Regions from separate parts of the Homo sapiens genome. Here region 1 is linked to region 2. Evidence: chromatin contacts called from ENCODE Hi-C or POLR2A ChIA-PET data. All regions are on one chromosome and are shown on one strand. Each heading gives the region's core, a stretch centred on a gene start or an enhancer-like site at or near the end of the contact. The rest is flanking DNA. Distances are from core to core; before and after follow the strand shown. Region 1 overlaps VAV2 (vav guanine nucleotide exchange factor 2). Region 2 overlaps VAV2 (vav guanine nucleotide exchange factor 2).

What was found. A loop is a pair of places that touch in the nucleus more often than their neighbours do. ChIA-PET counts read pairs that join two places held with the same protein, here RNA polymerase II (POLR2A). Pooled maps may share reads with other maps.
Region 1: a loop to region 2 is called in a map of G401, with 2.5 times the contacts of the local background. The contact joins two enhancer-like sites. A Hi-C loop is called at or near these places in 1 of 168 maps with a recorded cell type or tissue (G401) and 3 of 50 pooled maps. POLR2A ChIA-PET finds 5 or more read pairs at or near these places in 4 of 52 experiments (WTC11, activated B cell, activated CD4-positive, alpha-beta T cell and 1 more).

Annotation. Positions count from the first base shown.
Region 1 is chr9:133,970,864-133,973,563 of GRCh38, forward strand. All of the region lies in intron 1 of VAV2 (vav guanine nucleotide exchange factor 2), which reads right to left. Among named protein-coding and RNA genes, the nearest start is that of VAV2, 20 kb to the right of the region's middle. RefSeq lists enhancers at 1-66, 67-950, 991-1,050. Within about 2 kb of position 1,393, at least 4 of the 41 ENCODE cell types and tissues checked have a DNase peak (open chromatin) inside an H3K27ac peak, as active enhancers do.
Region 2 is chr9:133,820,869-133,823,568 of GRCh38, forward strand. The region is part of intron 4 of VAV2 (vav guanine nucleotide exchange factor 2); the gene reads right to left. Among named protein-coding and RNA genes, the nearest start is that of SARDH, 84 kb to the left of the region's middle. RefSeq lists enhancers at 1,856-1,905, 2,246-2,335. Within about 2 kb of position 1,448, at least 3 of the 41 ENCODE cell types and tissues checked have a DNase peak (open chromatin) inside an H3K27ac peak, as active enhancers do.

The DNA.
Region 1 (2,700 bases), core at 143-2,642, 150 kb after region 2:
TGGCTCTCCCTGGTTAACAGATGTTTCGTTTAAGCAGCTAAATTACCACAAAATACACCCAAAGAGATGACAGGCCAATTTCTCCCAAGGTTCATTTGCATGAGAAGGGAATGGTGTGTGAAAATTCTATCTTTTCCTTTTTGAAATAAAAAATATATATATATTACAGGTGCAAGTCACAGTATCTCAGGAGCCCGCGGTGCCTCCTGCGGGGAGTGGGGACACCAAGGTCTGGACCGGGAAGCCCCGGGTTCCACTCCCACCATCGCTTCCCCCAACGAAGTCAGGCAGAGTCCGTGTGCCCTCTGACCCTCAGTCTCCAAAGCTTGCAGATGGAACAGTCGTAACTGCTGCTGTGAGGCCTGTCGGGGGCAGGGAAAGCCCTCTGGGGGTCAGACCCACTTGGCCCCTCGGTGTTTAACTGATCCTGATCGTCACCATCTGGGTCGCCACGGCAGCCCAGGGGCAGCCGCAAGCAGGCACCGTGGGACCGGTGACTCCACTGTGCCCCAGGAACCCAGGAGGGGGCCACATGTTCTACGCCAATGACTCTCTAGCCTAGAAACTGTCCTGGCCAGGCCCACGGCCCACACACACACAGAGGGGCAGCCCAGGAGCCAGCCCACCCCTCCCAGGCCACCAGACGGCAACACCAGAGAAAGGCTGGGGGGCCTGAGCTGCTCCACTGGGGAGGTGAGTCGTGACTGTGACACTGGCCTCCTGCCCAGGCCACCCATTTCATACTGCAAAGGACAACCATGGCCAGCATGTGGAGGCTGCTGACATGAAGGGTCAAGGCCAGCGTGGGAAGGAGCAGGGCAGGACAGGGGCCCCAGGAGCTGGTCCAGGGTGTGGGCTGAGCCAGTCACGGGTCCCCAGCTGTCAACAAAACCCACAGCCTGGGGCCACCTGCACCACCCGGGTCCTGAATCACAATGGGGAGGCGGCCAGGGCTTCCCCCAACAGAAAGGGCAACTCCTGGTCCAACAGCATCCCCGTAGAGTGCACAGACCTCTGCAGGCAAAAAAGGCCCCTGGGGCTGCAGATCCCCGAGCCCTTGGTCACTTCAAAGGGCAGAAAACAACCTCAAGGAAGTGGACGGCATGGCCCGGATTCACCAGAGATGCAGATAGGCACAGAAGGGAAGTCTTCTGCCCCAGGTCACACAGCGCGGATGCAGACCAAGCCCCAATTCCTGTCCCCAAAGGCCATTCTGATTCATCCATAGCCACACACACCCACACACACCCCAAAGTCCCAAGAATTCATGCTGCCAAGAATTCGGGCCGCACAGATCAGCCAACCCATAAAACACACACATGACTGCTTCGAAAGGTGAGGTTTATGGCCTGGATTTATTGACGTGGTTTTTCACTCCCAGATAAGGCACCTGTCCTCAGCGGGCACGCCCCTCAGCTCCCGCTAACTAAACAGTCAGGAATTGCTGGGCACCCGTCCGTCCGACCCTTCTCTAAGAACATCTCCAGGCTTGCAGCCCAGGCGCTGCGATGCTGGGGCAGGGCAGGGGTGGGGGAGGCTCCAGGAACACACTGCGTCATTAGCTAATGCAGAAAAATGGAGATTCACCCAAAGAAAGCAGCGGAGAGCCCATGTCATTATTAAAGGCAAACACTCTTTGCCGCTGGCTCCCGCAGACACATGTAGCCGAGGGGCGGCCCGCCTCCTGCAAGCCTGAGCCCCCCTGAGAAACATCTCCTTAAGAAACAGAAGAGGGAACTTGTCACCCAGAGCATGGAGCACAGACAGTCAGAGTCATCGGCAGGGCCTCCCGCAAGAGTCCTCACAAAGCAGATCCGAAGGCAGCGGAGGCTCTTGCCACTCACTCCAGCGAGGGGAACCTGACTGCAGACACCCGCCCAAGCCCTCCTCCCACCCACTCCTGGAGGCGTCAGGCAGAAATGATGGCCCCACTTTACAGATGAGGCAACCAAGGCCCAGGCATGATGCAGGTGGCCCGAGATCTCACGTGCCCACTGGACCCATCTTCCTTCATCACTTAACCTGAGTTAGGCACTGGCTACTCCCATGATGAGGGGTGTCTCACAAGTCCATGGAGAAGCTCCCCATCACCACTTTGAAGATGCTAAGGGAAGGGTGGGAGGCGGAGGAGGAGGGCACTGGGGAAGCCGTTGCCTGGAACACCAACCAGCCTCCCTCCTGGAGAGAGATGGGAACGGTAAGGAATCCCCAGGGAGCCCTGCCTTGGTACCAAGGCAGCGGGCAGTGAAGACCCAGTGCCACGGAGGGCCCAAGGAAGGTCCATGGGCACAGGGGATCTGCAAGCCCCCCTGTCTGCACACAGTTGAAGAGACCTCAATGCCACCATCTGTCTGGCATCTGGCCCGCCTGGCCCAGCGCTCAGCCCGCCCAGAGCGTCAACCCCCTGCATCCTCACACCCACTCTGCACAGGAAAAACTGGCGCTGTACCGCGAAACTCGGAGTTCAGAAACGTGCCAAAGTCCCACAACCAGGAAAGAACAGGCTTCTTCTGGTGTATGGTAACATCAGCCTCCCTCCCATGACCCCCGGGCAGGACTGGAGAGTTATCCTGTCACCCCGGCATCCCTATGCCGCTGGCCTCTGGTCCTGACCCTGGAGGTGGGCTCTCCCCGGAAGGCCATCTGCAAAGGGCAGCGGTGCAGAAAACCACTCCCAGAGAGGAAGGAGACCCAAAGAAG
Region 2 (2,700 bases), core at 198-2,697:
GGACCCTCACCTCAGCGTTCTCACTAGACATGAGCTTGACGAGAACTCAGCGAAGACGCGGCACACGGAACCAGAGCGCCAGCCCCACATGGCCCTCCACGCAATCCCACAGGGGAGGGGCCGGGCTGTCGTGCCTTCCCTCTGGACCCAGCCCACTCTCCCCCAGTCCTTGAAAAGCACCTCAAGGCCCTGCCACGTCTGCAAGTGGCTCTGGAATCTCCGTGGCACAATTACATCACTCTCCTGTGGCTCTGTGGCAGGCTGCTGTGTCACACACTGATCCTTTTCACATCAGTGTCTCGGCTAGAAAGAAGCGTGTGGAGGCTCCGTGTCATCAGAGGCTATACTTCGTGGAAAAACTCCACACCCATGCCACACCAGTGTCTGGTCCACAGAGCAGGCCAGTCCTCATCACTTCGGAACAGGCGGGCCGCAGTGGGTCTCTTGTTGGCAGGAACTTGACTGTCGCTCCTGAGCCCCTGGAGGGGAGGCAGCGAGGGAAACTAGGGTTGTCTTTGTAGCCCTTCCTGTTTCTAGCTCTGTAACTGCAACCAGGATAACCTAAGCTTCGGTTTCCCATCTGCAACAGGAGAGTGACAGTTCCAAGGATCAGCCATCATGTACAAGACCAGTAGAGGCTGAGCATACAGTAGGTGCTCAATAAGTGGGAGCATGGCCTATCACCCCAGAGGGCGAAAGGAGGGGCTCATTCAATGAGACGGCATTTAGCACAGGGGCCGGTCTCAACACATAGTGTGGTCAGCATTAAAAATGACAGATTTTTTAAAACCTAGGAGACTAAAAAGTTGGATGGGGGTTGGTGCTGCGTTAGTTCCTGCTCAGCTGTGTTGCTTTTGTGGGTTTCAGGGATCATTCTTCTCTGTCCAGTGGTCCATGAGGAGGCCCGAGATGGCCAGGCAGGAATGTGGAAGCCCAGACGTGAATGGGCCTCCACGGCCAGACCTGGGCCCCAGCCCAGCTCCCTCCACCCCAGGCCAGTGACCACCCCTCCTTCCTTCCTGCCCCGTCTCATCCTTTCACTCCTGCTGTTTTCTGGGAGTCAGCTGCGCTGACAGATGCTAAATCCCGACCATTATTTTTGTCCTCACAATAGCTTGAAATCTTCCAGGAGGGGCCCCGAGCACGGCTGTAGCTCTCCAGGGACGGCAAAACCTGCCACCTTCACCTTCTGCCCGAGACCCTGAGGCCCCAGCCCAACAACCTCGCCCACCTGCCCCGATTCTGTTACAGAAAGGCAGCTGCTCAGAGGCCATTGCCCCCGCCGCCCACAGAAAATCAAAAGAAAACCAACAAACTCTGCTTTCTGCCCCTGGTGAGCCTGTGTGTTTACGGCGGACATAAAATAGTGTTGCTGACAGGCTGGGATGCGCCGCACTGGCCCCGGGCTGTCTGATGCTGCCAAGCAGGGTACCAAGCTGCCATTAGTGTGTTACTAGGAAACCGAGTCGGATGTTTCCTGACCTCCGTCCACACCTCAGGGTGCTTCATCCCCAGGGGACTGGGGTGGGGGCAGCAGAGAGAAGGCGCATCGAGCCTCTGAAGAAGCCGGCTGGGAACTGGATGGTGTGCATGTGGGGAAGGACGGACGGAGAGATAGACAGACAGACAGACAAGAACCGCTTTACACATCAGGGAGCTTGTTCTCACACGCCCTGGCAGACCCTCACCACGACCCATGAGGGAGGGAGGCCTTGCTTTTTCTACAGGTGGGGAAACCAGGGCTCAGAGAGGGCATGAGAGTCACCCAGCTCGCCAAGCCACATAGGCGGGTACCTGCACAGGCCCCAGCTACCAGATTCCCGGAAGGAGACCCGTCCACCGGACTGTCCCTCCTGGCCGTAACTCCCTCTTTTTGGGGGCTTCTTTCTAAGCAGTAAAAGAGCCTCCCACCATCTAAAAATATTCAGGAACCAAAAAAGAACAGCCCCTGGGCCAGGTCACAAGGACTAGGCCCAGGGGAATGTCCCGGGCCACAGCACAGGGTTTCATTTCCCCCTCTGCTATGTGAGGCATGCTGTGTGACCTCCGGCAAGTCACCTACCCTCTCTGAGCCTTAATTTGTGCAACTGCAAAATGGGGGCTGGAGCACCCACCTTGCAGAGTTGTGAGGGCTGAGATGAAGCGGCAAAGCCCAGGGCCTGGCTCTCAGGGGACAGGAGCAGGGATTGTCGAACAGCGTATGGACCTATGGCTCAGATCCTCCAGTATGGGAATCGTGAATGCTCTCGGGACCTCATTATCCCCAGCCCTTCCTCCTACCACAGTGAACCAGGCCCAGGCCTAGTTAGGTGTCCTCTCTGTGCTCTGCTCCTTTATGAATGACCCTTATGGAGCGTTTATCTCAGCAGTGAGAAACAGAAGCAGGAAGACAAGGGAAAGTTGGTGGCAGAGACTGTCCTGCTGTCCTTTCTAAGCATCTGGTGAAGGTGAACTTCAATTCAGCCTGGTAGGGTTGGGGGCTGCCTCTTAGAGAAGGTGACCTGTGGGTTGGGTTTTGTAGAATGAATAGGAGTTGGGCAATCGATATAGGAGATACTACGTACGTGATGGGACTTCTACAATAAAACCCAGCATGTGACGCTTGTTCATTTTAGAGCAATATTTCTTAAGTGCCACTGTGTGTCAGTCAGATCTACGCTGAATACAAGGGAAATAACGTCAAAAGGGAGAAGTCTTCCT